Regions from separate parts of the Homo sapiens genome. Here region 1 is linked to region 2. The links are chromatin loops, found by intact Hi-C in ENCODE. Cell type or tissue: GM12878. All regions are shown on one strand. Links, peaks and the distances in the headings refer to the core of each region. The heading gives the core; the rest is flanking DNA. Region 1 has its middle 74 kb from the start of NAB1. Region 2 overlaps STAT4 (signal transducer and activator of transcription 4).

Evidence for each region. Peaks named below come from ENCODE experiments on the same cell type or tissue, not always from the same donor. Only the 100,000 strongest peaks of a DNase experiment are listed, where the experiment ranks them.
Region 1: a loop joins it to region 2, with 3 times the contacts of the local background. A loop is called at or near these places in 1 of 110 quality-filtered maps.

The regions. Positions count from the first base shown.
Region 1 is chr2:190,720,555-190,724,954 of GRCh38, forward strand. No RefSeq gene overlaps it. Among named protein-coding and RNA genes, the nearest start is that of NAB1, 74 kb to the left of the region's middle. In GM12878, for the core only: no CTCF peak of the experiment used is centred there; DNase peaks (open chromatin) are centred at 1,897 and 2,087; H3K4me3 peaks cover 457 bases; H3K27ac peaks cover 2,570 bases.
Region 2 is chr2:191,122,586-191,126,985 of GRCh38, forward strand. All of the region lies in intron 3 of STAT4 (signal transducer and activator of transcription 4), which reads right to left. Among named protein-coding and RNA genes, the nearest start is that of STAT4, 26 kb to the right of the region's middle. In GM12878, for the core only: no CTCF peak of the experiment used is centred there; no DNase peak of the experiment used is centred there.

The sequences.
Region 1 (4,400 bases), core at 158-4,157, 400 kb before region 2:
CGGCAGAAATGTCTGGAGGTTGTTTTCTGAGAGTGGATCTTGGAATCTAAGATTTCTGAAGTGGAGCACTTCCAGATGAGAGGATCCATGGAGTGATGGCTGGCAATGCTGCCTGAAATGAACAAGTGCTAAGGGTCATTGGAATTAGAGGAATGTCCCAACATTTTGAGGCTATATAGTTTCCTTTCAACACTAAGAATCTATAATTCTATTAATTACCTGGCTTTTCTTGAAATGAATGGATTTGTAAAATGCTTTGGTGTCATACAAAAACAGGTTGCCTAATTAAAAGTTGCTATTGTACTCAGCTTTTCACAAATACACTGCCAGGGTGTTACAATCAAAGCCTGTGATTTTTATGATAGTGCCAATTAAGCTTTTCAGTTTTGTGATGTGTGGACAGAGTATTTATTTGTGATTCTAATACCCTGTGGACCAGTTCACTGGTTTGCATGCAACTGTCAAGCTCAGAGATGTATCACTTGTAAGAAACAAAGGTCCAGTTAGCTTCGAGGATATAGGTAAGCAGCTTAGTCAGAAGCCTCTGAGAGCCTGCCTTATCAGCCACCAAAGACATTTTCAGTGTTTGTAGAAATCTTGACACACTTGCACTAGTCCCATGCATCCTCTCTTTAGACATCTTCCTGGTGCTTGAGTGTGATATTATTATGTGTGTGTGTGTGTGTGTGTGTATTATTATCCATATATATTGGTTTTCGCCCATAGTTCCTGGCTTCTAACTCCCATAGCCCTCGTTACAATGCTGGGTACTTCTGGCCTCAGATTCAGGCTTCAGAAAATAGAACCTCTGTCTCTGACATTGTATTTTTAGTAGAGACGGGGTTTCACCATGTTGGTCAGGCTGGTCTCGAACTCCTGACCTCGTGATCCACCTGCCTCAGTCTCCCAAAGTGCTGGGATTACAGGTGTGAGCCTCTGCTCCCGGCCTTTCCTGCACTCCTTTCACCTGCTTTTTTCTCAGCCCAAGGAAGGAGTCTTTTCCCTCCTTCCTGTCCTGGAGCTGGCCATAAAGAAATTATGTGACCTATTTTGTCTGAATGTGGGTCACAAGATCCCCATTTCAGATGGGGTCTACGCCATACCCTGGAGGAAGAAATGCTGCACAGAGAGGCCAAGAAGAATCTGAACAGACAGGCATTGCTAAGTTTCCCTTCCCAGCCTATTAGTATTGGATCATACCCCTTTTGTCCAATTACATTTCCACAAGGTTGTCAATCATGCCTCTCCAAATGAAGTCTCCATGAAAGCCCATGGGGACAAAGTTCAGGGGGCTTCCTGAAAGCTGAACACATGGAGGTTCCCTGAGGGTGGCCGCCCAGGGAGAACATGGGAGCTCTGCGCCCCTTCCCCTATGCCTCACCCTATGCATCTCTTCATTTTTATTATTTGTAATATCCTTTATAATAATCAGTAAACGTCAGTGTTTCCCTGATTTCTGTGAGCAGCTCTAGCAAATTAATCAAACCCAAAGAGGGAGTTGTGGGAACCCCAACTTGAAGTTGGTCATCAGAAGTTTCGGAGGCTCAGACTTGTGACCTGTTTCTGAGTGGGAGACAGTCTTGGGTACTGAGCTCTCCACCTGTGAGATACGACGTTATTTCCAGGTAGAGAGTGTCAGAATTGAATTGGAGGATGGTGTCTGCTGTGGGATTGATTGCTTACTTGGTGTATGGGGGTAAAAACCCCCACTCATTTGGTCATAGAAGTCTTCTGTGTTGATGGTTACTATTGAGGGAGAGAATAGAAAAAGCAGTTTGAGGTTTCTTGCCACTCAGAGTGAGACACAGATGAGCAGCAATATAAAAAGGCACATCTGAACATAGTCATGTTAGAGCACATCTGAACACTTAGGTTCTACCTTTGAACAACTTCCACTGTAGAGGTCATGACCTTTTGCCATATTAATCCTATGATTCAGCCCATTGTTCTTTTGTTCAAAAAGAAATGAGGATCCCACATTGTCTAAGACACTTGCTTAAAATGGGCTACCGCCAAATGTAATCAGTACAGCTGAACCTTTTGTCTTCTCCCCCAGCAAGAAGCTAGCATAGAAATACCAAATAGATAATATGACTCAAACTGAAAAGGCAAATTTTGATCATCTGCAAAGGCAACATGACAGACTGGAGACTGTCTTTGACAACTCACTTCAGGACTGTCTTTGTCAATTGTTACCTGCTTCTAGGCAGCTCCAGGAGTTCTGGGGAAAAAAATTGTTCTGGGTTCTACAGAATCTCCATAATTTTTTATATCTTCTGGGTAAAACTCAGAAAGACAGTTCTAAGAGACACAATGCCAACCTAGTTTCAGTCTTGGAGAATCCTGCATTGTGTCCTACGTCTCACCGCCACACTCTTTCCCTCCTGCTGCCTGGGGATGGTCCACTGCTGTCAACTCTATCATTTGAGAAAAATGTTCCCAGCCTTAAAAAAAAAAATCGGCTGCCAGTTTCAACTTGTGGTGAATTCTTATGGTTGAATTACAAAGGGCTAACAGACTGAGGGGGAACATGAGAGGTTTAGAGTGGAAATACTGACTGCTTTCTGGCTTTACCGGTGCTGACAAGCATCTACTCTACTAATCTCACAGATACAAACACGAATCTTGAACTTTTGAGTTTCTTGTGGGCTTCTCGATGAGAAAGACAGCAGAAGTGCTGACTTCACTGGAAATTCCCTGATGAAAAGACCCTTACTGCAGTTTTAAAAATTGGGTCTCCAGGCTCTGATATCGCTCATTGATCATCAAAGTAAGCATTCCCGACTAATGTAACCTACTAAAACGCACAAAGAGAAATAAGCCTTCTCCCTTAACTGCACAACCACTCAGGAGGCAGCACCTGCCGGGGCATAGATGCTTCTCCAATAGTTGTCCGGTGTTTAAGAGGAAGGGTCCAATCCTGACCAGGACACAACAACGGCCTCTACACACATAGCCTGCTATTCCCAAGAGTCTTCTGCCTTTAGACAACATTTCTTGGAAACTTGGAATAAAAAGCCTCCATTATTTTGCTCTTTCAGGAAATGATTCACGGTATTTCCAAAATCAACAGAATCTCTCTCAAACAGCAGAATACTTGAATTCCCAAAGCAGGAATTGCTCTTTGCAGACCTTCATAATCTCCTTGTTCATTAAGTTTATGTCTGTTAGTCTCTCATTTGCTAGTGATTCTGGCACTTCAGTCACAAATAGAACAACACAGAATTTTTTTAAAAAAACTAATTCCTTAAAGTAAAAAAAAAATAGAATTTCCAGTTTCCCTGAAGCACACCCAGGGCCCTGATTCTGTCTTCTAGGAGAGGGATTTGACAGTGACTCAGAGATACGTTTGTAGGGGAGTGGGAAGAACGCTGGAGATTAGATGCCGGAACTCAGCCCTGGATCTGCTGCTTACTGGCAGAGGGTCCCTGTGTTCATCCTGTAACCTCTAAGTCTAAATTTTCTCAATTATAAGAATTCTAGGCCAGGTGAAGTGGTGCCTCTAATCCCAGCACTTTGGGAGGCCAAGGCAGGAGGCTAAGGCAGGAATTTGAGACCAGCCTGGGCAACATAGCGAGACTCCATCTCTAGAAAAAATTTCAAAAACGTAGCTGAGTGTCATGGTGCATGTCTGTAGTCCCAGTTATGTGGGAGGCTGAGGCAGGAGGATGGCTTGAGCACAGGAGCTTGAGGCTGCAGTGAGCTATGACTGTACCACTTCAGCCTGGGTGACAGAGTGAGATTATGTCTCTAAAACAATAAATCTAATATAAATTTTTAAAAAAGAATTTTAACACATACCGTTGGAGTTTCCATGCGATCATAAGACCTAATATTTTTAAAAGAGATGTGAAAACCAAGGTGTCAAACAAAATATCATTGTATGCACAATTACTTGCAAATAGGATAGGATGTTACCTTTACTTGGCAGTGGGGCAGATTCCTTTGTGCTTGGCAAATTTCTCTTGGCCCTGTCCTATTTCCCTTTCTTCCACGTAGGTACTGTTCCTAGGAGCATGCCCATGCTAAGAGTTAGCACGTCTGCCCAGGACTGCCATTCTTTGAAACAGAAGCTTACAAGTTTGGCCCTTGGCTGGCATCTAGGAACGTGGATTTCAGTAGCGTTCATACCATTCCCAGAATTGATAAAAGCAGCTCACTGTGCCTAAACTGTTTGTTAAAACAAAGTGGTTTATGGCAAACACCTGCTTTTCTTATATGAGTCTGGAATTTTGTTACATGCTAGGCCAAGGATACTTACAGGGGCAGCCCTGAATAAAAACCCTGGGCATAGAGTCTCGGCTGAGCTTCCCCGATAGACAGCATTTCATACATGTTGTCACACATGTCCTGGGTGACCCCAGTGGGAAAGAACTCTTGGAAGCTTGTGCTTGATTTCC
Region 2 (4,400 bases), core at 240-4,239:
AAAACTGGAAATAGTCTAAGTATCCACCCACAGAAGAATGAATAAATAAATTGTACTATAGTTATACAATGGAATACTAAGCTGTAATTAAAAACAAAACAAAACAAAGAAAAATACACATTAAACAGCATGGATAAATCTCATAACACAGAGTGAAAAAAGTCTAACTCCAGAAAATTATTCTGTGAAATTTCACTCACATGAAGTTCAAGATAGTCAAAACAAATCTACAGTGATGTAAGAATAGTGGTTACCTTTGTGACTGGTGTTGACTAGGAAAAGCATGGGAGAGACTTCTACATCTGGAACTGGTGGTAGTTATATGGATGTATATTAAAAAAATTCATTGAGCTATACAATTAAACTTTGTGTGTTTTACCATATGCTTATTTTGCATCAATAAAAGCATCTTTAAAAAGTGATGCACAAAAGTGATGCACTTTGCTCTAAGTGCCTTGTATTAAAATATGACATAATATTTGACCTCAGTCTACACCTCTTTCAGTTTGACTGTATAATCTTCTCATGAAACAGAGTGTGCAGTGAAAAGAAATGGCTCTCCTACGCAATTTCTAAGTGAATCTCGACCACTTTGTCATTGTACTGTGTTTTGTTTGAGGAACTTCAAGATCTTCTGTATTCCTGGAGTCCAGAGTGTCAGAGCTCCTGACTTAGCTCCTGGGGAGTTGGGGATGGTTCAGAAAGACCACCTCCCCCGCTCCCTAGGTGAAGGCTAGTTCTAGGTGTGTCTTGGACTCCCTTTCACTTTAGTCCTTTCTCCTCTCCAGAGTGGGTACATTTTCTCTCAGCTTCCAGAGGTTTAGTGTCTCCCTCCTTCTGCTAAAAGGTTTCCTCTACCCTTCCTTCTTCTGGTCCCATCCAGCCTGACCTTCTCTCACATGTACCATATTCTCGAAATACAGATGCTTCTCCACTCATGAGGGGGCTACGTCCCAATAAACCCATCATCAGTTGAAAATATTCTAAATTGAAAATGTGTTTAATACACCTAACTTACTGAACACCATACCTTAAACATGCTCAAAACACTTACACTAGCCTCGAATTGGGCAAAATCGTCTAACACAAAACCTATTAGGTAATAAAGTGTTGAATATCTCACATAATGTATTGAATATAGTACACTGTAGAATATTGGTTGTTCATCCTCATGTTTGCTTAGCTGGCTGGGAGCAGGGGCTCGCTGCGACTGACCAGCATCGTGAGAGTATTGTACTGCGTTATTATTGCTAGCCCCGGAAAAGATCAAAATTCAAAATTTGAAGTATGGTTCCTACTGGGTGTGTATTGCTTTTGTACCATCATAAAGTTGAAAAATTGTAAGCCAAACCATCCTAAGTTGAAGACCATCTGTACACTTCTTTGCAAAACCAATTCCTTCCATCCTTAGAAACTGCTGATTTCAGCAAGGAAAATCTTAAAATCTAAATTGCTCTTATGAACTCTAAACTGAATTTGCAATAATGACATGACATTTGATCCATTTAGTTAGGAATATTCATTGCAATAAGGCAATATTCATATTTTCAATGTTAACTCAACTTCTCATTTATTAAAAAAGATACTGAGGCCGGGCACAGTGGCTCACACGTGTAATCCCAGCACCTTGGGACGCGGAGGCTGGCGGATTGCGAGGTCAAGAGATGGAGACCATCCTGGCCAACATGGTGAAACCCCGTCTCTACTAAAAATACAAAAATTAGCTGGGGGTGCTGGTGCATGCCTGTAGTCCCAGCTACTCGGGAGGCTGAGGCAGGAGAATCACTTGAACCCAGGAGAAGGAGGTTGCAGTGAGCCGAGATAGCACCACTGCACTCCAGCCTGGCGACAGAGTGAGACGCCGTCTCAAAAAAAAAAAAAAAAAAAAAAGACACTGAGCCCTTGCTATATGCTGGGCTCTGTGTTAAGCAGTGGAAAACAAAGATGAATGCACTCAAAGAGCTCACAGTCTTATGCAGGAGGCAGGCAAATATGTAGACACATTAGTTCCAGTTATTTCCCATTATAATAACTTCCTACTGTAAATCACGTAGAGTTTATCAAACTCATCTTGTTGTCCCACCTCCCTCCCTAAACCTAATCTCCATTGTGCATCAATATCTGTGTCTATCTATGTCAATAACCCAGGATAAAACCCTCAGCCATCTCTTATTTTTCACTTTCTCACATTTACTCATTACATGTCAATTCTTTCACCAAATTCTCTCACAAGTCCAGAACATATTCTTCATTCCTATGCCACTTCCTAGATCAGAATCCTAATTTCCTTTTCCTTGCACTATGACAATAATGTTCAAACAGGTCTCCATGCCTCCAGTTGCACCACTGCTATTCTATACTCCACAGTGTTGCCAGAGAAGTCTCTGTCTCTATAGTTCTATGTCTCCACCTCTAGGAAGACTTCTTATTTGTTAGGAATACAAATGTAAGAATCCGAGGGAAAAGATTTGGTGAGTTGATGATTTGCTTAGCTACAGAGAGCCAATGAAATATTAATTATTTCTAACATAAATCTTGACATATAAATAATGGAAACCTGGTAAGCTGTGAAAGGCAGCTGTTTTTTTAAAAGTTTGATATGGTACAGATTATCTTCCCATTCCCGTATCTTTCTACTGAGGCAGAGGTCACAGATTAAACGATAGAAATCAGGCAGGTTCTTGATGTCACAGGCATTTACGAGGTTCTCATTTTTTAGGCGCCAACACAGATCTTGGCTACCTGCGTAACTTTACACCTCATTGTGCACTTAAAAGCCCACTGGAGGTGAGATCACTATGTTCTTGACAGAAGTAGCCAATCAGAGCATATGGTAATAGACAACTGGAAATTGACTATCTACTGAGCCATTGGCTGTGGATCCTCATTATTTATTATTATTATTATTATTATTATTATTGAGACAGGGCCTTGCTCTGTCACCCAGGCTGGAGTGCAGTGGTGCAATCGTAACTTGCTGTAACCTCAAACTCCAGGGCTTAAGTTATCCTACCACCTCAGCCACCCAAGTAGGTAGTACTACAGGTGTACGCACGCTACCATGCCCAACTAATTTTTTGTAGAGATAGGGTCTCACTATGTTGCCCAGTCTGGTCTTGAACTCCTGGCCTCAAGCAATCCTCCCACCTCAGCCTCCCAAAGTGCTGAGATTACAGACATGAGTCACCATGCCGGGCCTGGATCCTCATTATTGAAAGGGAGTGCGGGGAGAGTTAGATTTAAGTTGAGCAAATCTTTTGTCCCCAGGTCATCTCTAGGAAAGGCAGTAATGAAAGGTCAGAGGGTGCCTGGTGACTTGATGAAAAAACCAACATCCTCCCTGAGTCATGAACTTCTTGTTGGTAAATTAAAATGGATACATTTGAAGTTATTTGTTTGGACCCATTAAAGGAAGCTGTTCAATGCCTACAAATTAAATTTAGAGATCTACTAAGTTTAGATATCTGCTTGACCGTTGCTCCCTTCAGTCACAATTTTAAAGCTAAACATAAATTAATTTTGAACTGATTTGGATTATACTGACAAACTTGTTTTCAAGCAGATCTATTTATTTTTGCTCCCATTTTTATGCTTTTGCTTATTAAACCTACTTTAACAAAATTTATATTAAAATATGTTAGAGGCCTATTTAAGGTAAAAAGTCTTGTGAGCTGTCTCGGTTTTGATTAAGTATCTCTTTGAAAGTTTCCAAATCACAATGGGTTTAGAACAGTGTAGATGGCTTTCTTATAGGTCTTCATCTCCATGAAATGGGGACAAATAAACATTTTCTAAAAACTTAGTTGAAAGACACAATTATCCTACTTTTTATGTGATTATCTGCCCAAATTTTGCTTAACAACCACCATGATGCTCCTAGCCAATGAAGCAATAGATAGTGAAAATCAACAGCTGACTGTGAACACCTTCATGTCGTCTTTCTCTACCAGCATCTGTATCTCCCCACCCACTTCCTCAGTGGTACGGTTAGTTGTCACACTAGAGGCTGTAGAAATCTCATTTTTTTTTCCTGGCCACAGACTGCCCTCTGGGTTGGCAGCTTCTCTGCAAGCTTCTGTTACAGCTGTCAGGCCAGCAGATTCACATGCTGGGGTTTCCATGTCAGCTCCTGGACAGATTGGGTGGGTTTCTTCTGTAAGTACCCAGGATGACATGGGTCTTGGACTTGACTTTTCATCACATGAAATAGTTTCCCCTCACCTTGGTATATTACAGCTAATCTTGTTTGTTTGTTTGACATTCTGGCTCTGTCATCCAGGCTGGAGTACAGTGGCATGATCACGGGTCACTGCAGCCTCTGCCTTCTGGGTTCAAGTCAGCCTCCCACCTCACCCTCCCACGTAGCTGAGTCTACAGGCACACACCACCATGCCCAGCTA